Regions from separate parts of the Homo sapiens genome. Here regions 2 and 3 are each linked to region 1. Evidence: chromatin loops called from intact Hi-C (ENCODE). Cell type or tissue: mammary epithelial cell. All regions are shown on one strand.

Region 1 (8,000 bases):
TTTTTTGGTCAGGCATGGTGGCTCATGCATGTAATCCCAGCACTTTGCGAGGCCAAGGTGGGCGAACACCTGAGGTCAGGAGTTCGAGACCAGCCTGACCAATATGGTGAAACCCCGTCTCTACTAAAAAAAAAATACAAAAATTAGCCAGGCTTGGTGGCGGCGCACCTGTAATCCCAGCTACTCAGGAGGCTGAGACAGGAGAATTGCTTGAAACTGAGAGGCAGAGGTTACAGTGAGCCGAGATCATGCCACTGCACTCCAGCCTGGGTGACAAAGCGAGACTCCGTCTCAAAAAAAAAAAGTACAACCTCAGATTCCTTATAGAACAAAGTTTCAGCAAAGCCAATATTAAAGAGCCTATGTGAAAAATAATTATTCTTGCTGTACTTTATACAAATAATCAGGCCAAGTATAAGACTGAAGTTTAGTTTGCAAATGAATCAATCCTATCATGACTTGCTTTTAATAAAAATGGGGACTGGAGAGAGAAAAATTGTGCTTAAAAAAGACTATAATATACATTCTTAGCTGTTCTTGGGTTGTTTTTTGTTTGTTTGTTTGTTTTTTCCCTGCAGTTTGGAATAAATCCTAAATTCTTTGTGGACTACAAGTCCCCAAACTAATGTTTTCAAATCTTTACTTTAAAACTGGGAATTGCCCTCTTTACCCTCATGCCCATTGTTTATCTTATAGTATGCTTTTCCTTTAAATGTGGTGCTAAAACTATAGGTGACAATACTAACGTTTTTGCCATGCAAGCCTTGGAACCACAGCCAGGCCTAAGTGAGTATGCTCAGACAGTGGCAAAGACATTCCACTCCTCTTACCTTGGGGTCAACGCCTACCACCACTATGCCCCTGATCAGCAGGAAGAAGTTAGGGTGGTCTCTGCCTGTTTCTCATCTTGTTTAGCCAACATCTTGAGATTAAAGTGTTATAAAACCCACAGGGAGGGATTGAAACGGCCATTGCAAAATTATAACTTAGCGAATGAGATCTAACCTAACCAACTCCATCTTGCTTCTAATCTCCAAGCTGTCCTTGTTCATTCCTGGGCATAGGCGGAACTAACTTTGGGAGGAACTTAGTTTATAGTTTAAAACAAAGATGGTAACAGCCCTTTCCCAAAACAAACCCCCTTCTTGCCTGGGGATTAGACTACCTTTGTAGAACTAACAAATTTAGCCACAAGATTAGAAGTTATTGTTTAGGAGTCACACAACTGGAGGATACAAGACTCTGACCCTCCCTAAACTGCTCCTAAGATCAGTGCTTGAGGTATTTTGCAGACCCTGCACTTGATGGATCAGCTGGCACCACCCAGATTGATAAACTGGCTCATGTGATCTTGTGGCCCCCAACCAGGAACTGACTCCGTGCAAGAGGACAGCTTCGACTTCCTGTTATTTCATTTCTGACCTGACCAATCAGCACTCCCGGTTCACTAGCTTCCTGTCACACACCAAGTTGTCCTTAAAAACTCCTGTCCTCGAACGCTCAGGGAGACGGATTTGAGTAATAATAAAACTCAAATCCGTAATAATACCGTCTCCCCCCAAAAAAGTAAATAAATAAATAAAAAACATGTTAGTGGTCATCCAACATGAGGAGAAAAAGAGAGAAAAGCAGTGCCTGAAGACAGAAACAAATCATGATTAATGATTTGGCAGCAAAAGAGGAGGAGCCTATCAAGGAAAATAATAAAATTGTCCAGGGCTTATAGGCATATGTGGTTAGAATTAGAATAAATAATGTCAGGGAAGCCAAGAGCAGAAAGGATAGAGTTCTGAAAAGTGTTTGTTCAACAATCAGAAATAAAGAGAGATTTGGTAAGATAAAGATTGACAAGACTCCAGTGAATTTGGCAATTTTAATACATTATTTCAGTAAAGATCGTTTCAGTCTTTAGGTGGGGAAAAGGCAAAAGGCAAATGGCAGTGGGTTGAGCAGTAGGAGGGACACTTCATTTTCTAAGACAGGAGAAAAGAAAGTAAAGATGAGTGCAGATGTTTATCACAATGGAAATATGCAAATGCAGGCACATGGAAATAATACAACAGCAGGATACCTAAGCTCAAGTGAAATAATTACAAGGAAGAACAATGCTTAAGAGATTTCCCAAACATCATCTTACACAATTGGACTAGCCATTGATGTCTAGGAAATGTCTGGTATACCAACTTCAAATGCAGCTATAAGTAAAACATTAATTTACTTTCTACTGTCATTAGTACAAAGTGCTGCAGTGATGGTCTCACAAGAATTTGAATATTGGGTAAATAAGATTGTCCTTAAAGAGGTAAACTATGTGTTTACATATAGTCAATTTATAGGTCAAGTCACTCGAAAGACAGACTTCTTGCCAAGACAAGTAAGCAACAGTTGACTATTCCTTATTAACTATATTAATATAGCTGATGAATGAATGTATCCAGAAAAAGGAAAGGGAGATATTGATTGGCTACGGAAGTAGATTAAAAGAGGAATCACCCAGGTAAGCCCATCTAAGCACTGGGTGTGTACATTTGTCTTGCTGGCAAGGCTATTCCTGTTGAGAGAACTATGTAAGTCAGGTTTCTCCAGAAACAAAAGCAATAGGTGTGTGTGTGTGTGTGTGTGTGTGTGTGTGTGTGTGTGTGTGTGTGTGTGTGTGTGTGTCTGTCTGTGTCAAGAAAGAGAAAGATTTATTGTGAGGCATTGGCCTACACAGTTGTGGGGGTTATAACTTCCAAAATCTTCAGGGTAGGCAAGCAGGCTAGAGACTCAGGGAAGACTGGCAAGGAAGAATTGGAGTCCAAAGGGCGTCTGCTGCCAGAATTCTCTCTTCTATGAGGTACCTCTGTCTTTTTCTCTTAAAGCCTGCAACTGATTGGAGTAGACTACCACCGATGTCCCCTTAAAGCCCAAGGGTTACCTTCGGTTAACTTATGATGAATGCTACCTGGCCTGAGACTCACCCTCCAGGTCAGTGGGCTCCCCTCTGGCCCAGGGAAGGTCCAGAAATGCTGTCCAGCAGCCTAGGCCTAGATGCGGGGACCCCAAAAGCCTGCTTTTTACTCTACTCCTTTGTGGTTGAGCTGGTATCTAGGGTGCAAGACAAAGTCCACTTTACTTTTCCTTCTGCTTTTCTCAAACAGAATGAGTCTTTCACTGCAGCCACCACAGCTGGGAATGTGCTGGGTCACCACTAAAGTCAGCATGTCTCACAGCCCAACACACATGGCATACTCCCTAGTTATCACCGCTGGTTATTCAGGGTGCAAGGGCTCTTTAGTCAGCGGGAGATGAATGCCGCCAGGACTGGGTCTTTCTTTTCAAGGCCTAAGGTTCCCTTCTGGCCCAGGATCTCATCTAGCAACGTCATCCAGGAGCTAGGGCTTAGAAAGGGGGCCTCACAACTCTGCTCAGTGCCCTATTTTGCTATGACTGAGCTGATGTCCAACATGCAAGACAAAGTCCTCTTTACTTTTCTTTCTCCTCTCCTCAAGCAGAAGAAAGGACTTACTTTCTTTGCTGAGAACTGTGCTACCTGGGGTTGGGGGAGGAGAGATGCAAGCACTCCGTTAGTCACCCTGGCTGGTGTCCCAGTAGGTTGTATGCCCTCCAGGTCTGCCAGCTCCAAGCCCAGCTCAGCACTATGATCTGCTTAGGAACTGCAGTCCCAATGACCCAGACTGCCCTTCACGTTTATTTAAAGTCCCAGAGCACTTTTGCCAACAGTGGCAGGGCTTGCTGGAACTCAGGTTCTGACTGCTGGGATGGGCAATTCCCCTCTGGCTAGGGCTGGTCTAAATGTCCCCTCTGTAGGTAGGCTTCAGCTGAGTTCAGCCCAGTTTTGCCTTCTACTGTAACAGGGCAACACTGAATTCAATGTGCTCTCCCTCCCTCAAGAGCACAGATTCTCTCTCCTTGCCATGAAGCTACTGCCAGGGGACTGGGGAGGGGTGATATCAGTGATTCGAGACTGTTTTTCCTACCCCCTTCAGTACCTCTTTCAGCGATATGAAGGTAAAACTAGGTATTGGTTACTCACCTGATTTTTGTTTTTTATGAAAGTGTTTTTTTGTGTCAATAGTTGTCAAAGTTGGTGTTCCTGTTGGGAAAATGATCAGTAGAGGATTCTATTCAGCCATTTTGCTTCATCCCTCCCTCTAGATTTGTTTGAGCTGTCCTCATGGTTTCATTAAGGTTATGTATTTTTGGCAGAAATACTATATAAGTTTCATGTTGTTCTTAGCAGTATTTCTCATCAGGAGGCACTTGATGACTATTTGTCACTGTGATATTATAAAGTATATGCTTTATTTGATCTCCAACCCATACAACTAAAATCCTTAGAATCCCCAAAGTCTTTTTGTATGCTAATAATTGACTGATGGTTGGCAGCTTCTAGGTAGCTTCAGGATGGGGGCTAGTCACTGCAAAAACTAAGGCAGGATTAGGAGGTTGAGACTTTCACCTCTGAGGAGGGTAGAGGAAAGTTAAGTTGATCATTAATGGCTAATGATTTAACCAATAGTGCCTATATTATGAAGCTCCCATAAAAACCCAAAAGGACGGGGTTCAGAGAGCTTTCAGGTAGCCAAAACCATAGAGGCTCCTGGAGGATGGCTCACCTGGGGAGGGCATCCACATCCCCTTCCCATGCCTCAGCACATGCATCTCTTCATCTATATCCTTTGTAATATCGTTTATAGTGTACTGGTAAATGTAAATGTTTCCCTGAGTTATGTGAGCTGCTCTAGCAAATTAACCAAATCTGAGGAGGCGGTCATGAGACCCCAATTTATAACCAATTGTCAGAAGCACAGGTAAAACAACCTAGGACTTGAGACTGACATCTGAAGTGGGGAGTGGGAGGCAGTCTTGGAGACTGAGCCCTCAATCATGGGATCTCCAGGAAGATACTGTCAGAAATGAATTGAATTGAATTAGAGGATATCCAGCTGGTGTCCGCTACAGAACTCCTTGGTGTGGCAGGGAGAGGGGGAACCCACACATCTGGTCACAGAAATATTCTGTGTTGTTGTAGTGTGAAAGCAGAGGAAAACCGTTTGAGTTTTCTCCACTCAGTCCCATTATTGGTGATGTTAACTTTGATCACTCAATTAAGGTGCTGTCTGCCAGGTTGCTCCCCTATAAAGTTACTAGTTTTCCTTTTATAATTAATTGGTAATTTGTGACTGGATAAGTTGAGACCATGTAAGTTTCCTGTTGTGTATGGGATAGTTTAGCATCCAATTGATTACCTGAATCAGTTGTCACCTAATAATAGACTTTTTACTTTCCATTGCAGAGAAATAATTAAAAGAGGCAATAGTCAGAGACTCCTTGAATTCATGGTATTTCATCTGTCTCTGATAGACAGCTGAGCTGAGAACTCTAGGAACCATTCCCTGCAGACCAAAAATGAGAATTATGCTGGAGATTTTAAAGGAAGCAAACATTTCAAATTTGGAAGAACCTGCTGCTACTATGGGCTATTTGGCCATTAGTGAGAAGAGGTTCACACACTAGTTTAAATCAATTGTTCAAATAGCTGAACTCTACCTGAAAAAAAAACTCACATACGCCTCTGGCTAAAGAATATTCCTGAGGCAAATCAAAAAGAACAGAAGACATACTAAGATCAAGTATTAGCTTAAGATGCTCTGACCCTTAACATCTATCAAAAAAGAAAAACAAGGTGACCACAGATCTAGGGCCAGTATGATTCTGACCTAGATTGAGGAGCGGCCCATCTGTGGTTTGTGCTCAGAGAGAAAAAGGGGATGTCTGCAAGGGACTAAAGATTCTATTGGTTCTAGCAGCAGTGGGACCCAAAATTCATCTCAGGCTGCAAGAATCTACTTTTGCAAATAGTGTTGGATGTTCTTCACCTTTTCCCTCCATGAGATGGGCAGCAAATTGCCTACTTACAGGGCTCCTTCAAGTCATACCCACTGTGTTAGGCACAGCATGGTGCTGGAAAACAAAAAACAGATAACACAAATAAGAAGACTGTAAGAAATTTTAGGGATAATTAGTACTTGTCGTTTTCAAGAATTTTTGTAATTTCTTAAATTCCCCTTTGCTTATTATAAGGTTTAAATTGTTTTGGTTTTGGTCTGCAGTTAATTAAGCATTCCTATGAGTTGGAGGCAGTACTGAACAAAAAGGTAAAGATATTTCAGGTATAGATTATAGACTTTAATGAAAGGGCAGCCTCACATGTGCTCAGGAAAGCTGAAGTAAGCATGGATTTGTTTATTTATTTATTTCTTTATATCTTTAACAGGGTTTTGTTCTGTGGCCCAAGCTGGAGTGCAGTGTTCTGATCATGGCTCGCTGCAGCCTCAACTTCCTGGGCTCAAGTGATCCTCCCACCTCACCACCCAAGTAGCTGGGACTACAGGCATGTGTGCCACCAGGCCCAGGTAATTTTTTTTATTTTTTGTAAAGATGGGGTCTCACTATGTTGCCCAAGCTGGTCTTGAACTCCTCAAGCAATCCACCTTAGCCTCTCAAAGTGCTGGGATTACAGGCATGAGTCACTGTGCCTGGCCCAAGTATGGATTTTTTTGCATTGATCTTTTGGAGCACACCTGTAAAATCAATTCAAAATTCAGTGTAAATGATTATCATATTTAAAAACAACTTGTGGAATAAGAGAGAATTACATCCACTGTGTGCTTAATGTATAATCTGGCCCTATCTAATCCTTAGAAGAATCATGTAATTTTTTATTTATGGAAGAGAAAACTAAAGTTCAAAAAAATGCTATGAACATGTGATGTGTCAGTTACAGGGCTACTGTAAAAGCCCAGATCTGATTTCAGAATCCTTTTCACAGTGCTATAGTGCTTACATGTTACTTTCATACTAAGAAGTATTTGAGAGTAACAAAAGAAAAGAAAATGAGAAAAAGATGATTTGTAAGGTAATTAAGAGATGCTAGTTGTACATCATTCGAATTTGAGTTTGGGTTATAAAAATCTTTGGTCCATGGAAAAAATTGTAAGTCCTTTGTTGCTATTATCTTTGCTTACTGTACAATAAATAAACACCAGGAAGAAAAATATTTCCATAGAGTTTGCTTATGAATTGCTCTTCTAGTCTTATTTTAAAAATTATTTTTCTGAGCCTTTGAACTGATTGAATTCTGGAGGAATTTATTCTATTCCTTAGAATTAAATCTTCAGATTCTTACAACACAAGTCCTTTGGTCTATGCTGAGTCAGTAAATTCTGTCTCCCAGGCAACTTTGTGTAAATCAAAGCTGAAGGTCAGACCAAAATTAATGCATTACATTAAAGTAAAATAGGATTGCTTTGTATTTCAATTTGTTCTATTTGGTTTTCAGTGTTTAAACGCCCCTATTGCCATTGTTGGTTATTCTCAATAGTTTGACTCTGTTGTTATTCAAAATCTAAAGAATTTTATGAAAGAAAAATTAAATTTTAAAAAGTTAAATAGTAGTTAAGCAAAATAATCAATCAAGTAATAAACCTGCATCTTCATAAGTAATGAGTGATTAAAATCTAAATAATGAGAAAATATTGCTCACTTATCAAGTGAGTAGATTTAGAAAATAGTATCTAGGACTGGTCATCAGGTGCAGAGAAATATTTCCTGTTTTGGCTCCACATTCCTATAATCCTACACACCCCTAGTTCAGGCCCTCATTATCCCCTGCCTGGACAATCTCAGCAACACACTTCTAACTTGTCTGCCTGATTACAGTATTGTATTTTTTAAATCCCATCTTCACACTGCAGCCTGAGATATACAGTATACCTGAAATATAATTCTAGCCATTTTACTGCTTCTGTTTCTCAGTCTCTCAGTTTCCAGGGTGGAATAGTTAATAATGTATCTGTAAAGAAATAGCTAAATGCATGGTTGCAGTTCAATTTTGCCATGGTTAGTACAGACAATACAAATCTCACTAAGTCCAAGATTTGTCGCTCTGACAGCCACAGGAAGCCAAATTAGAATTACAATGTTGCTTAATAAGC
Region 2 (8,000 bases), 280 kb after region 1:
GGATAGTGGACTATATTTTATTACAGGCTTTGAAAGACATCTGTAATGTTGCATATCTGTTCATATTAATAACTTAATAAATAGTATATGAAGCTATAATGGCATCATTTGGTTTGTTTGTATATTTTGTCTCTATTTCCAGCTCCTAGAATAAGGCTTGCTATTGATGTTCAACAAATATTTGTTGACTGAATGAATGAATCCTGCATCCATGAAGTTTCCAGACTGCCTGAACTAATTCCAGAAAGATAGACTGACTGACTGATAGAAAGTTTGAGATTTGATAGTTTGTCTGACTTTAGGGAAAAAATTTTAACAAAAGCATCCTAAAATCGTAAATGTGAGAGAAGTTACCATCTAGGCCAGCTGCCAGCCATCAATTTGCTAATATGCTAGGAACTCCCATCTCCAGCAAAATAAAGTGCAATTCAAAGTACTCATCATTGTACGGAAAGACCAGAAGGCTGTGCCCTTATCACAGGGGCTACCAAATTAGATGGTACACTGATGTGCCATTGCAGTGGATGGGAGAGTCTACAGACTGTACTCTCGCTTATCTCCTGCTACTAAATCTTAGTCCTAGAGGCCACTATTTATTAAGTTAGTTTGCTACCCACTAAGAGTACATTCTAAGGGAGACAACAGGAGGGAAGAACAGCACAACAAAGCTTTAACTGTCAATCTTGAGCCAGTACTAGAACATAGATGAAAAGGGCAGGAATACAAGCAAAGAAGATGCCTGAGTGCAATGCACTAGAATATACCCCTTTCCCCCCAACCCCATTAGCAACTTGGAGTCATGCCAGCCCACCCACCTAGACCATAACCTCATTGTGCTCAAAGCAAACACTAGCCCATAACCCAGTGTTTTCCATGATAAAAACATGTTTTGAGCATACTGTCTGATAAGAATGGAGACATAGAAGAAAACTTTTTCATCTAAAATGATTTCTTGAATAGAATGCAGTTCTCATATGCAAGCATTAGTCTGAAGTGTTCTGAAAAATGCTACATGTGAAGAATTCAAAAAGAAATGCTCTTTGTTATAATTAGGAGGCTTATTATCTAATTCTCTTGAACATACTGGGTGAGGATATCTAGACATTAAGACATTTAGGTGAGCATTACCCTTTGTATCCAGCTGTTACTGGAATCAGTAAGCTTAAAAGCCACTTAACATTAGGACGCTATAACATTTGTATTACACAAGTGTCTATTAAAAAGCATGTAATAATATTTGGGATGAATCTTTATAGCTGTAGCCAGGAAAACTGAGGTCTTTTTTCACAGGTGTGATCTCTAACTTTGCCTATATACATATAAATAATATGCCATGTAACTTCACTCTGTCGTCCAGGCTGGAGTGCAGTGGCACGATCTTGCTCACTGCAACCTCCGCTTTCCAGGTTCAAGTGATTCTCCTGTCCCAGCCTCCCAAGTAGCTGGGATTACAGGCATGTGCTCTGACGCCTGGTTAATTTTTGTATTTTTAGTGGAGACAGGGTTTTACCATGTTGACCAGGCTGGTCTTGAACTCCTGACCTCAAGTGATCCACCCGCCTCGGCCTCCCAAAGTGTTGGGATTACAGGCGTATGTTTTATAGGTGTGTCTGACTCAAGTTATGTACTTTAAAAGGGTGATACAGTGCAAAGAGTGTGGTCTTTGGATGCTGTCTAATCTATAGTCATATCCTGGGTCTGTTACATACTAGCTGTGTGACCATAGCCAAGTTACTTAAACTCTTTGGGCCTGATTTCTCAATATGACAAGTTTAATAATCCCTACTTCCCTTAGGATTTTCATGACAATTGAACTTTTAGACGTTCAAGACAAGGTGAGATGGAATTGTGATATCTTAGGGCCTAACCTATATACTCCTCTCTCACTGCTGCAGGATTCCCAACTAAAAGGATTCAAAAAACAACCCCCAAACAGCAGACAGTATGCCTATTAATAGTTTGTAATGTAGAAACAAAATGGCTCACACCTGTAATCCCAACACTTTGGGAGGCTGAGGCGTGTAGGTCACTTGAGGTCAGGAGTTCAAGACCAGCCTGGTCAACATGGTGAAACCCTGTCTCCACTAAAAATACAAAAATTAACCAGGCATCAGGGTGCACACCTGTAATCCCAGCTACTTAGGAGGCTGGGACAGGAGAATCCCTTGAACCTGGAAAGCAGAGGTTGCAGTGAGCCGAGATCGTGCCACTGCACTCCAACCTGGATGACAGAGTGAGAGTCTGTCCCAAAATAAAAATAAAATTTTTAATGAAATTGAGCTTTTTAGCTGTAGCCACAGAGATTCTCCCTAACACTTTGAAAATGGACAATACACATCTGTCTCCTATTTATAACACTAGACAGGAACTTAATATGATGACAATTCATTTTTATATATTGGAACCAAATTATCAAACAAAACAAGCCAGGTAGGTACTGCTGCCTGCGGTTCTTCTGACCTTTGCTCTCTTGGTCTGGTGGTCTTCTCTGGTCCACTAGCAGGAGGACCAGAGAAGGTCAGCACCTCTGACCTTGACCTCCCTTCAGGGAGGTTCTGCTCAGCATCTTGGTGCTTAGTTCCTTGATGTCTAGCATAGGCATGTCAGACAGATACCTAAAACACTTAGAACTTAGGAAGGAAGGGATGATTGAATCCAATTCTAAGATGATGTGAGGAAATATTAACCAGAGGAGCTTTGACTTCAGACCCATCTTTGGAGGAACCCAAAATAGTTCCTAATTTCGGCTAAAGCCAACTATCGGTAGGTAGACAGTTCCGTTGCCCCACCCTCCCTTTTCTCAAGTTTCCAGAATGCAACCCACTCTCTACCATGCTTCTCCTACCATGACTTCCTTTTTTGTGTAGGTAAGAAAAGTAGAAGAGGTGTTAATGAATCATATTCTGCTCTTTTCACCCACACAGCCTCATCCCCTAGTACCCAGCAGAAGTTAGAGGAAGTAACACAGCAGAGTGTCCATGTAGATTCATCATATCCCAAAGTAATAACTATTAATTCCTTTGCTTCCCACTCGCCTATTTCTTGTCCTCTTGTTACCCTATCGTGATTGTGAAACACAGTGACTTCCCCTAAGCCACAACAAGTGAGAACAAGATGTTCACTGACCTGAGAAAACCATCTGACAAAAATTCATTTCCTGTTAATGAGAGAACGGCCTCGCATTTGTGTTATAATATGATCTGACAGTTAGTTCATAGAAAGCATGCTTTGTTATACCTGTGCCTAATGTCTGATGCAAAGTTTCAGAATGACCTTCTGGCATGCTTGCCCACAGCAGTTGCCCAGGGTGTATTTACATGGTTGAAGCATTGTGCCATGTGTAGCTATATCCTTTTTTCCCCCCACTTAAGAATTTCTCATGTTACTAACAACTCAAGTTTTTATAAACCTCTTTTTTAATGGCTGCCTATTTTTTGTTCTTTGTTGTGTTCTTTGTGGTTTTGAGATGAGGTCTTGCACAGGCTGGAGTGCAGTGGCGCAATCTTGACTCACCACAGCCGCAACCTGCTGGGCTCAACTGATACACCTCAGCTTCCCTAGTAGCTGGGACCACAGGCATCACTACTATGCCCGGCTATTTTTTTTTTTAAATGTTGCAGAGATGAAGTCTTGCTTTGTTGCCCAGGCTAGCCTTGAATTTCCAGACTCAAGCGATCCTCCCAAAGTGCTGGAATTATAGGCATGAGCCACCATACCCCCATGTTCTTTAATTATATGGCTGTACCAGAATCTTAACCTTTTCCTGCATCTAGACATTCAAGATATATTCTGACTTTTAAAAAACAAACCCCAAATGCTAGGTTGTGTGTGTTTTCAGATGCTAGGGTAGTTCCTCAATTAAAAACTATCTGACTTGCCAGTCCCTCTATTTTCTGCCCCTAATTCTTAAATCAAAGCCCCAATCCTTTCTTCCTCAGAGATCCTGATCAAATTTCTCAGTGAGGCAGAGCTGCCCTGCCCAGCCTCTGTGCAACCCTTCCTGATACACCCTTACTTTTCATCACCTCTTGAACACTCTGCTCCAACCAAGCCCTCCCCACTCTCCCGAGGGAACCCACAACAGCACCTCCTCCTGGGCATCCAAGCGTTACATCACTTACACCCACGCAACATCTACCACCGCCCCATTACCAAATGTATCAGAGTGCGTTCAGAGTGTATCAGAAGAGGTATAGAGCATACCTACAAGTACCTATGGAACTGATGTTTAGCTGATTGGAGTCTAATCACCTCTTAGCACTGCCATCAACTGCTAGCAACATATTTGCGCCTCTAAACAAACCTGTGAACCACCACTCTGATTTCTTCCAAGCTGATCAACACTCTCCAGGCACCACTCACATGGAGAGGGGAGGGAAGGAGTGGAGGGCCTCTTCTTCCACAAGAGTCATCATTAAACACTCTTCATGCTCTTCATGATTCTATCACCTGGCCAATCTGTTTCTTCCTCTATAGACTAGGGATGGCAAACAAACTAGGGGCCCTCACACATGTTGTTTGGGCCACATGGTTGTTGTTTTTTGTTTTGTTTTGTTTTGAGATGGAGTCTTGTTCTGTCACCCAGGCTGGAGTGCAGTGGTGCCATCTCAGCTTGCTGCAAGCTCTGCTTCCCGGGTTCACGCCATTCTCCTGCCTCAGCCTCCTGAGTAGCTGGGACTACAGGTGCCCGCCACCACGCCCAGCTAATTTTTTGTATTTTTAGTAGAGACATGGTTTCACCGTGTTAGCCAGGATGGTCTCAATCTCCTGACCTTGTGATCCGCCCGCCTCAGCCTCCCAAAGTGCTGGGATTACAGGCGTGAGTCACCGCGTCCGGCCTGGTATTTTTTAAAAAAAAAAAAAAGGAAGAAGAAAAGGAGAAAAAATGAATAGCTTTAAACATTTAAAATGTAAGTGATTTTGCATAAAAATCCATTTCTCTGGCTTTTCTTTTAAAATGAGGAGATCTGGAAACCAGGGACTCTACATTTCAGGAGAAGAGCATGTGGGTGGGGCCCCCTTTGGACAGGATATGTCTCTCTACTGGATTAGATCCCCACCTGGCCATTCACCTAAACTGCATAGCCCCTGGAAGCCTATGCATCTGTGACCCTGTGGATGGAGGCTGTCTGCTTCCAGAGCAGGAGAAAGGGAAATGGATTTTTAGGGACAGAGAACAGCACTATGGGAAAGGCCATGTTTAAGGAAGATCCAAATATTTGACCCAAGGTCATTTATATGACCTGTGCAAACTTGCACTGCCTTTAGTCCCCCAGAGAAGACTTGCCATCCTGAGAGTCAGTGACAGCTGCAGTCTGACAAGTGGCAGGAACATGAAAACAGCTGCAAGCCATGCCCAAGCCTGCACTCACCACATCCTGCTGATAGGAGGGAGCTGGTGCTGGCCCTCCTGTTCCCTCTCCTCTCACAGGGCTGGCAGCAGCTTGTGGGACTGCAGGGATTTAGAAAGTCCCTTAGCTGGATCAGGAATATAGCCCTTCTCCTCAGGCCAAAGACATCTTCATCATCATCTTTATCCCATGAGTCAGGGGATCTTATATAATATGGAAGCCTGCTCACCCAGGCTTATTGCGCTCTGCTTTTGGAGGCCTCCCTTTGGAGAATTCCTAACACAGACTCTACCTGCCAACCTCCCAGGCTAACCTGATCAACCACAATTTCCTCTTTATAGCCAACCCCACAGAAATGAGCCTCCTCATTTTAAAGGACTCATATAATTAGAAGTTCTGCTCCATTCCAGCCAAGATTCCAGTGAAAAGAAACATTCTGCTCCTAAATGTTTCAACGACAGCATGTACCGAAGAACAGCATGTTCCCTATATACCCCAGAGTGAGTAAGCCCCAGTGGGCTCAAAGAAAGACCAGATAATTCTCCTTGCCTTAAGCTAACAAGGGTTACATAGACCGGGAGCTAGAGCATGGCAATGGCAGAGGAATAGTTGCCAAACCTTGCGTTTGCTCTGGATGGCCAACCCATAGCCAAAAACATGCCAGAACTCTTACATCCCTACCATATTTGAAAAAAGAATATAGTATCAATAAGTGTTCAAAAAATGTCTTTGTGGCAAATATGAATTATTTCTTCAATATCCAGCTCTCCTTATTAACAGAACCCCGATTTTGTTCAGAGACTAGTACGTCAAGCTTCAAATAGTCCCATTTTCCAGCTTTCCAAGCTAGTGCTACAGTTCCATAGAAATCCCCAGATATGGCATCCTTTAGTAAATAGAAAGGAAAAGACCTGCTGGGCAAATGCTGTTTTGTCCCTTCACCTTTTCCTTTTTTTCCCCTCCTTCTTGCCTCAAATATGCAGCCCTTCAGCAACGATTAGGTAGAAACCTGAGGATGAAGGCCTGTACCTTAAGGACAGTGGAACAGAAAGGTACAAAGAGCCTGGGTCCACAGGAGCATCAATAAGCTGGAGTAGCGGCCCTATGCTGAGAACCCTCATGCTGATGGCAGGAGACACACACCTGACGTTGAAATCCCTCAGGCAGGGTTTTCCATTATTTCAAATGGAATGAAATCTTGATTCATGAAGCTAGTCGTTAATGTATCAAAATCTCCCCTAGGACAATTTGTTCTGCTTAAAGGCCATGGCCACAGACCTCATGACAACAGAATCCAAAGGATTTAAACAACTGGGGCTACCAGTTTTAACCCTCAAAGTTCAAAAATACACCAAAAAGCCTGACTCTCTAACTCAACAGCCTTCCTCACTACCCAAAGATTTACTAAACACTTACTATGTCAGGCACTGTGTTGGAAGAAGATAAACATGAACCTGATTATTGAGCAAACAAGTAAGGGCTTTAACCAAGGCATGAACAGAGTTATGGGGTTCTGTAGAGGTGACTCTGGGTGCTCTGGGCATCTTGGGGCAGAGGGTACATAGGAAGGAAGGGTGGGAGCAAAAGAAAAGGCTAGGAAAATAGAGCAGAAGAGATGGCAGGAGCAGGGAGTAGACATTAGCCATTTTAACTTTGTATTATATAACGGAAAAACCAAGGTTTCTACATAAAAGATGGGTATATTTGCTTTATGTTTTGTTCTAGAATCAGAATTATTGCTAATGGGGGTGGGGCAGGCTAGCAGAAAGGAAATTAATAGGTAATTGTGATGAATTCCTGATGTTGAGAGACAATTCTCGATGGGTATCTTGTATTTCCATACCTCTGTGAAAGACAGCTTCAGCTTTTTCTTTTTAACTACCTTTTCAAGGATCTTTATATGCCAAATAGCCTTGTAAGATAGAGACAGTGTCTCCCTGGGACAGGCAGATTTATTTTTACTGTACAGAAATCAAGATAAGGTCTCCCTCGGGGGCAAAGTTTGGTCAGGATCACTTGCAGGCCCCTTTATGAGACTGGGGTTTCCTAAACTCAGTTCCTTCGCTGGGGCATAAACCTGCTGTGTGTGAAGTATCCATCTGGGCCACTGTTCCCTGTCGGACTTGGGAAGCAAGAGAAACTACTGCAAACATGAGATTCATTTTACCAGGGGTGCATGCATAATAAAGTCCTTTCAGTCTGACCCAGGAGTCTCAGGCCTTCTCTCAGCATCTATGTACCTGTGGCAGGCTAACTTGTTAGCTTGCAAGGAGGGTAAAATCTCAAACACTTCACAATTGTTGATGCCTAAACTAGGATTTTTAGAGAGGAAGGGTCTGGGATACTTTTATGGAGCTAGAGATTGGAAAAGAAGATCATTCTGAAGTATCTGAGTTGGGTGACTGGGCAGAAGATGGTGGTGATGTTAACTAAAAGGAGGAACACAGAAAGGAAAGTGGGTTCCTGTAAAATGAGTTGGCTTTGACACATTTGGTTGGAGATGCCTAGAGGATCTTGAGGAGGAGATAGGCAAGTGGACACGTTCTTATTCCAGCTGAGCCATGAGTACAGGGGTTGCTCCATAAACAAACTGAGCCCCGCAGGCCTCAGTGCTCCCTTTGGCACTTCCTAAACTCACACATCATTGTG
Region 3 (8,000 bases), 220 kb after region 1:
TCTTTCCTCTACTTCCTTTTTACATTTTGTCTGTCACGAGTGTCTTAATTTGTGAAGTGATTCTTTTTCTTCTAATGTTCACTGAAATTATATCCTTTTATGTATGTTTGGCATAATTATTAAAGCGTCTTTATTGTTTTGTCCATTATTTGCTTTCTCTTTTCCTTAAAATTTATGTTTGAAGACTTAAATATTACATCATCTTTACTGACTCAGATTGTTTGGTATTGATCATGTGTACCTAGATAAGTCCCTGAAACAAAAAATAACAGCTTTTTGAAACTCAGGAGGCACTTTCTATTAGCACTAATAAGTGAAGTTTCTTTTTATATGTATTTACTATGTAGAACATCAGTATACAAGACTCTGCTAATTTATAAGTAAAATATTGAGTGACAAATAGCTTTTTCCTGCTGTAGTAGAAAAGTTAACTGCCTTGGACCCAATAACTTAAGCCGTATCTGTAGTTAGGAAGTTATTGTTCTTTAGCTGTATGTATAAAATGTTTAAAGTATGCTTATAAAAAAAAAGTACTGAGAGTGGTCACAAAAATCCACCAACATAGTTTCCCTGAAGAGAATATTTTCAAATTATTTATTAGTCTCAAAATTGAAACTTAGAATGTCTTGATTCAGAAGCTTCCTGTTCATACAGTAAAACTCAGAGCATATCCACTTTTTAAACCCATTAAATAAGGAATAAAACAAGTTTCCTAAACACATGCAAGTCATATATGTTATGAAAATATTCAGTAAAGTCATTTTTGTACCATTTGCTAAAGCTGTATATAATTCATAATTTATCAGTTTCAAAAGTTTTAAACTAGCTCAAGACTCTATACCTCTAAGCTATGAGCTGGATATATACTTTTGTTTCCCTATTGGTGAAGCAGTTAATACTCAGGTAAGTGTAGAATAATCTGAATAGCAAAAGTTATAATTGCTTAGCCAAAGAAGTTGTATCAATAATGCATAAATAAAATAATATTTAAATAACACAAAACTTTAGTAAAAATTGTTTTAAATTTATCCATTTTGGAAAAAATATACATGTTTTTCACATGGTGAAAAAGCACTCTTTGATTCTGTGGCTCATGAAAATAGCCTGAATATTTGACAATTATGGCTGTAGAAAAGCTTGTTGACACTTTGACATTCAGTTTGAGGGAATGTGTTGAACTTGCTATTTTTTTTTCTTCATTTTGTTACAACTTTAGTTATTCTATAATCCAAGGAACTCAAACCTTTAATTGTAGGTATTTTAATCTCATTAGTTTGTTATCTGTTTCCTAGCTTTGGTTACCCAATGCCAAAACATTGCAGTGATGACTGAAAATTTTGTTCAGTCATCCAGCTGTTTTCAAATATAACACTGTTTTAGCACATAGGAGTTTGGAAAATTTTCATTGATTGACTTTTTCTGGATACTTATTATCGTCTAAAATTTTCATTAGCAAATTCAATACTTGGAAGAGAAACATGTTATTGGAATGCATTTGCTTCATTAAATAAGTTAGAACCATTACAAACTCTTTCCCACTATGTTAGTTGATGTTCCTTATCTACGTATGATACATGGTGGCAGCAGTAAGGGGCATTGAAAACACACTGGTAGTAACAAGTACCAGATCTGTAATTAAAAATTTCCCATAGGTGATCCACAAGCGTGTTGAGTCTGCATTTGTACACTTGAATTAATTGCACGTTTGAATAGAAACAAACCAGTGATCTAAAGCAAAGCACTAAAGACCAGAACACCACCTTGTTGACAAATCTATTGGTAGTCACCATTGTTGTAAGTAGATGTAATTAATCAATAAATATCTCATGGAAGGTGTAATTGAGGGTTTAACTTTTTCTCCTAGTATTGTTGTGCTAGAGACACAAATAGAGGGAAAATTCTATTATAACTCTTAAAGAAAGTGGTAAATGATAAGCATTAAACACTAAAGTTACTATTTTACGTAAGCTATGCCATAAGAGAGAAAAGTAGAGGCAATTGAAAGATGCCATCAGGAAAGGAAAAAGTATCTTCTAAAATTATTAACATATGCAGTCTAGGCTTCTTCATCTGACCTATATTTTATATATACATGTATGATATGTGTATATATGATTTCTACAAATACAGCCGATTTTTCTAATATTTTAATTACTCCTCATTATTGAAAAACTAATTTCTCTTTTTTTGTAGTTCCTGAAATCTCTCTGAGATACCTACATGATAATTCTTATATTTATTTGTCGCATGGGCTGATGATAATTAAGCTATGGTTGAAGGGAGGCCATGTATGTAATTTAGGAAGTGTAACACCTGTGGCATATTATTGAAGCATGACAACTGAGTTTAAATATTAAGCTCATTGTTTAAATTCACTTGTTTAAAAAAGGCCTATACTACTTCTCCCCATATTAAAGATTATTTAATGTGTAATTAATCTTAGCTGCTACTTTCAGTCAATAGCAACAATTTCTTAGTTCATAATTAAAAACTAAAAAGCATGTTGGCCTGAGCTGCATGTTTATCCTTATGTTTCAGTATTACAATACTTTATTACGGGTGAAAAAGAGCATTTCCTAGATGTGTTAGATGTTTAGAAAAATGATTTGCTTCACATGAGTGAAGAACTATTTTTAAACTTTACTTACTGTGGTTACAAGCTAGTTAATAATTTATATATTTCCTAAATAGTAAATTATTTTTACCTTACTCTAAGGAAAAAGAACAAAACAATATGTAAAAGGTAAAATTGTATCTTTGCAATTTATTATCTTTTTTAAAGTTTTTCTTCTTTCTCAGAGATCCTTGTTCTGATACTGTCTTTTTTAATGAAACTAATTTTCCATCATACTACCTTACATGTATTTTATTTTTCCTCTATTTATGAAGACATGGGAGATGTACATTTAAGTTAACATCTTTTGAAGCCCAGTTTGTCACTTTTTACTCCAGTGAGTTAAATGAAGTGTGTTGAAGACTTATTGGGCAGCTGAAAAGTACTTAGGCTTTTTTATTCTTTCTTTATTATACTAACTGTTGTTCTTTATTTACTGTTGTTCTCTTTTTTAAAAATTCCTGAATTTTTGCTGTTTGTCCAACAGCTTTCTAGTCAGTTTGCTGAAAAAGGTTGCTTTCATAAAGTTCTACCACAAGTGTTATTTTAAACAAATTGTTTCACTAAAGAATAGAGCAGTTAGTTAGTCTGGTGCCTCTTGCTAATTCAACCTATTAAATTTGACCAATTAGACCAGGTTAGCTTTTAGTGATAATCTTCCTAGACTATTTCTATGATAATGCTGTTACTTAATGAACAGGCTGAGAGCTTGATTTTCAGTAGAGGTGTATCAGATACACATTTTGGTCTAATTCCACATGATCAAGTATTGGCATTTATATTCAGCTTTGGCCATTAGAGAATGAACTTCTGAATGTAAGAAGCTGAAATTTTATCTTAGAAAAATAAAATTATTATAGTCTTTTTGTCAGTAATTTTAGCAGTCTAATACTTAAAATTTGGCATTATATTATTACAGGAATAATACTTTCTCAGCATTGTTAGCTTCTAGATTGCTACTGCGATTATGATAATGCATTTAATATCATAATACCACATAGATGCCCACTTAGTTGAGGGCAGTGAAAGGGCAAAATATGTTTGGAGTTGCTCATTCTTTAGTATGGTTTTCTCATTTTTATTTGCTTTATGTCTGGATTGAAGATTAATCATAGCCGTTATCAAATATTATTTTCAAGATTTTTCTCATTGTGAAAATTTGAAGTGGAAAAATTGGTTTTCTGATTTTGATTTCATCCTTACAAGATGTATATCACCATTAATTATTGGTGCATTTTAATATAATAATATGCATTTACATTTCAACTGATAGAATTTCAACATATAAAGCATATAGGCAAATTTTCTCTTTACATGAAATGCTTACCTATATTTAAAAATAAATATTCAGATAGTAACAAGTCTGAAAGACCAGGTCTTTACTGTAAGTGTTCCTATACTAGTTGAAATATGATGATATGAGGCACATAATCATTGATCATGCACAAATTTTTAGGTTCCAGAAATGATGTTGAAGTAAGCATTGAGCTGTTTGGCCTTTCAAAAGCTGAGGCTAAAATCAGAGGTAAATAATAGGTTTTAGCCAGATATCTGTATTTGCGTGTCTAATTTAGGCCATTTACAAAGTCCATTCAGAGAGGCGCTGAACCCAGAAAAGCATCATGTGTAAATTAACTTTTATGAAGATTATTAATCCTGTTTTTTTAACTATAAGTAAAATCCAGTTAATACTGTACTGCCTATATTGTTTTATTTACTAAAAAATTTTTAAGTCCTACTTGAAAAACTAGAAAGTGAAATGCTTTTGAATATGCAGATGTATCTTGTTAACAGAATTTTTGCCTTGCAAATAACTTCTGTGCAATTTTAAACTGTAAAAACTAAATTACAATAATGCCCCATGGTAACTAGAAAAGTTTTTTTTAAGCTAATATATTCTTTTGTAAAAGAAGGGATTTCTATGTTTTTAAGCATATGTTTGTAAGATACACGTTGGAATATAAATTAATTTGGCATTAGCTTAACTTGCTGTACAAAAATTCAGGCTTAAATTTATACTTACTGTAGATGTGGTCTTTATCTCAGCAGTGCTGTATGAAAGCAGAGACTGAATTGGTTTCTCTTAATAAATGCTGCTTAAGCAACAGCTGGCAGTAGTCCTCTTTAAAAAAAAAAAAGACATTTAACTTAAAAGACCAGTTTTTTTCTGAGATGAAAGCGTAGAGTTTTCTTTAATCAGAATAAACATATCTATAGAATTTTTTTGTAGCAGTATTCATTGTAACAAAAGTTGATCTGTAACAAATAATTAACCTGTAGTAAATATGGGGAAAAATTATCTACTAGATTAAGGCATAATCACTCTAGTTGTCATTATATTGAGAACAGTAAATGAATAAGTTTCTTAAGAATAATAAAATATTTTTACTATCTGTTGATTTTTGCTTTGGCATTTTTTTGTTGTTGCTTCTGTTTTACATCAATCTCACACATATAATTTTGCCATTTATATTTAAAACTTTTACAAAAGGGAAATTTTGCCATGTAGAGACAATTTTTATTTTCAGAACCCAGAAAGAACCTTAGAATTATCTTTTCTAGTTTTTTATTTGTTAGCGACTAGGAAGAAATGTATAAATGTATTGTTTTAAACCTCCAATATTGTCAATATTAATGAATGTTGGCTTTTTTTTTTTTTGAAATTTCTATGTATCATTGAAATGTATAATGGGGCTTAAAGCGACAATCTGGGTGCAAAACACATGCATGTTTGATATAAAGAAGGCTTTAAAATAATTGAATTTTAAACACATGTAAGTAATCTAGTTTTTATATCCTCAACACTAGGCTTAGAATAAAGTTCTCCACTTTATAAACATTTGAGTATATAAAGTTTTTAACCACTAATCATCCTCTTGGTAGCCATATTTAAGTCAGTTTACTTTGCAGTGTTATAATAGAGCTAAAACTTGCTTGAACTTGAAGCTCTACTTCAGTTGTATCGTTTCTAATTTTTAATTTTCATATCCTTTTTTGGAAATACAGATATGTCATTAAATCAAAGGTAGTTTTCTTCAGTCTTTATTATGCCCAAATGATTTTTAGCCAATTTGTATTAGAACTTTTCATCAAGAGTTTTATTTGCTTCTTTCACTGTTTCAACTATGCTCAACTCATTTGACTGTAGATGGGATTTTTAATGCAAGCCTGTAAATGGCAATATCATATCATTATACTGTGAATAATATATCTACGTACTAATGTACAGACTGTATTTTGAATTGTGTCTTGTCTTGTTTTTACAAGTTCATTCTTAAGTTCTATTTACCAAAAAGCTTAATCTTATAACATTGTCTATAAGGCCTTAGGAATAAGGTAAACCTGTTATAATCTTCTTAACAAACTTATTTTTAGTAACTTCAGTTGAATCACTGGAATTCTCAGCATACTTTTCTGGACCTATAATCTAGTTATACCAATGTTTTAAACATTAAACTTAAAACTCAGGGGGGAAAAGGTTCCTCAACTTGAGATCTTCTCTCCAGATCTCCATTCTTTGGAGTTTCCATGAGTGTGACCTGAAGAACTTGGAACCATTGAAATTCAAATGTAGGTAGGTAAGTGTTCACACCAGCGCATGCGTTGATTGCCTTATATCTCTTTGTATATGCATCTGTATTGCACCCCCTCAGTGCCTTTCTTCCTCTTCCTCCCCATAGATCATGTAGGGCCTGTGTCATTTTGATATTATGTAATTTCGTAAATCTGTATTTGGTCAGTGTTTGTCTGTGATGTGTGTCAGGAGCAGTTAAAACAGAGTCTTCGGACATTTATGACATTGTGCTGTCTAAAGACTGTCTTTCACACATAAGTGTTTGCTATGTATGGGCCTGGGTTACATTTTTGTGAATTGCTGTGTTTGTTGAGCTCTGATAACATTCTCCTGGAGGTGCTGATATTCACTGAGGGAGGCAGAAGTAGTAGTCTTGCAGTTGCTTCACTTAATCTGCCTAATGTATCTAGAGAACAAGAACTATTTCTAGTTCTCAGAATTTCTTCCTGTTTGTCTTTCGCTTAAAAGTCATACTCCTGATAACATTCATGATACCATGGATGTCAGCTATTATCCTTTGAAAAACATTTGCAAGTTTTCTTTGGGCAATAAAAAAGATGATCAAATGAATCATTTGTTTATGTCAATAAGAATATCAACTTATCCTACACAAACAGGACCCCTACTTAATCTTTTCAAAAAACAGCACCGCCACCTACTGAATTGTAACATCTACATAGTAACTGAAATAGGTAGACTCAATCTGGAATGATCTCTTAGGCTTAAGTAGAGTTTCTTCTCAAATAAGCATGATGAGATGTTAGGAGCTTTATTAGTGTTATTTCTCTGAAAATATCAGAGTGCCAAAATCTAGGATTCCTACCAAGCTTTTATCTAATTTTTTTCCTGTTATCACTTCTGCTAAGCACATCATTGAACTTCAGAATATTTACCATGTTTCCCACTCACCTCCCAATCTCTTATAAAAATGAGATAGCCCTGGTGGGCGCTGTAGCTCACACCTGTAATCCCAGCACTTTGGGAGGCCGAGGCGGATGGATCGCCTGAGGTCAGGAGTTCGAGACCAACCTGTCCAACATGGTGAAACCCTGTCTCTACTAAAAATACAAAAATTAGCTAGGTGTGGTGGCAGGGGCCTATAATCCCAGCTACTCGGGAGGCTGAGGCAAGAGAAGTGCTTGACCCTGGGAGGCGGAGGTTGCAGTGAACTGAGATCACACCACCGCACTCCAGCCTGAGCAACAGAGTGAGACTTCGTCTCAAAAATTTTTTTTTTTAAAATTAGGTAGTCCTTTGACACTGGTTCTTAAATTTTGGTCTTATGATTTTAGATGTCTAAAAATTATAGAAGACCTAGAAGACTTTTTTTATGTATTTGGGTTATGTCTGTCAATATTTACTGAATTAGAAATTTAAATGAAGAAAATATTTAAAATTATTTAGTATTTCATTTTAAAATAAGAAACCTATTATATGTTAACAGAAATAACATTTTTATGAAAAATATTTTCCCAAAAAAATTGCTGCAAAGAATAGCAGTTTGTTTTACTATTTGTGATGGTGAAGAAAACAATGGCTACTAATACAATTTGGTGCCATTGCTGGTGTTCATGCTAAAATGCCAGCAGTTTTACCTACCATTGCTTTCGTACCATTGGTACAAATGTCAACACAGTGGCAAGAGCAAATAAAATCTTGGGATTTTTATGAAAATAGCTTTGACTTTGTGATCCTCTGAAAGGGTTCCAGGGACACTTTTTGAGAACCATATTCTAGGAGGCCTCTTTCTTTGTCCATGAAGTGGAAATTTATATCAACCTGTTTCTGTAAAAGTGTGTTTTTTTTTTCTCT

What was found. Peaks named below come from ENCODE experiments on the same cell type or tissue, not always from the same donor. Only the 100,000 strongest peaks of a DNase experiment are listed, where the experiment ranks them.
Region 2: it touches region 1 in a loop (2.2-fold over the local background); 4 of 110 quality-filtered maps call a loop at or near these places.
Region 3: it touches region 1 in a loop (2.6-fold over the local background); 4 of 110 quality-filtered maps call a loop at or near these places.

The regions. Positions count from the first base shown.
Region 1 is chr4:98,163,010-98,171,009 of GRCh38, forward strand. No RefSeq gene overlaps it. Among named protein-coding and RNA genes, the nearest start is that of STPG2, 24 kb to the left of the region's middle. In mammary epithelial cell, no CTCF peak of the experiment used is centred here; a DNase peak (open chromatin) is centred at 3,592.
Region 2 is chr4:98,443,763-98,451,762 of GRCh38, forward strand. It overlaps RAP1GDS1 (Rap1 GTPase-GDP dissociation stimulator 1), which reads left to right. Exons shown (of 15, transcript NM_001100427.2): 15 at 1-96. Among named protein-coding and RNA genes, the nearest start is that of RAP1GDS1, 190 kb to the left of the region's middle. In mammary epithelial cell, no CTCF peak of the experiment used is centred here; DNase peaks (open chromatin) are centred at 3,139 and 3,499; H3K27ac peaks cover 2,792 bases.
Region 3 is chr4:98,381,316-98,389,315 of GRCh38, forward strand. The region is part of intron 5 of RAP1GDS1 (Rap1 GTPase-GDP dissociation stimulator 1); the gene reads left to right. Among named protein-coding and RNA genes, the nearest start is that of RAP1GDS1, 120 kb to the left of the region's middle. In mammary epithelial cell, no CTCF peak of the experiment used is centred here; no DNase peak of the experiment used is centred here.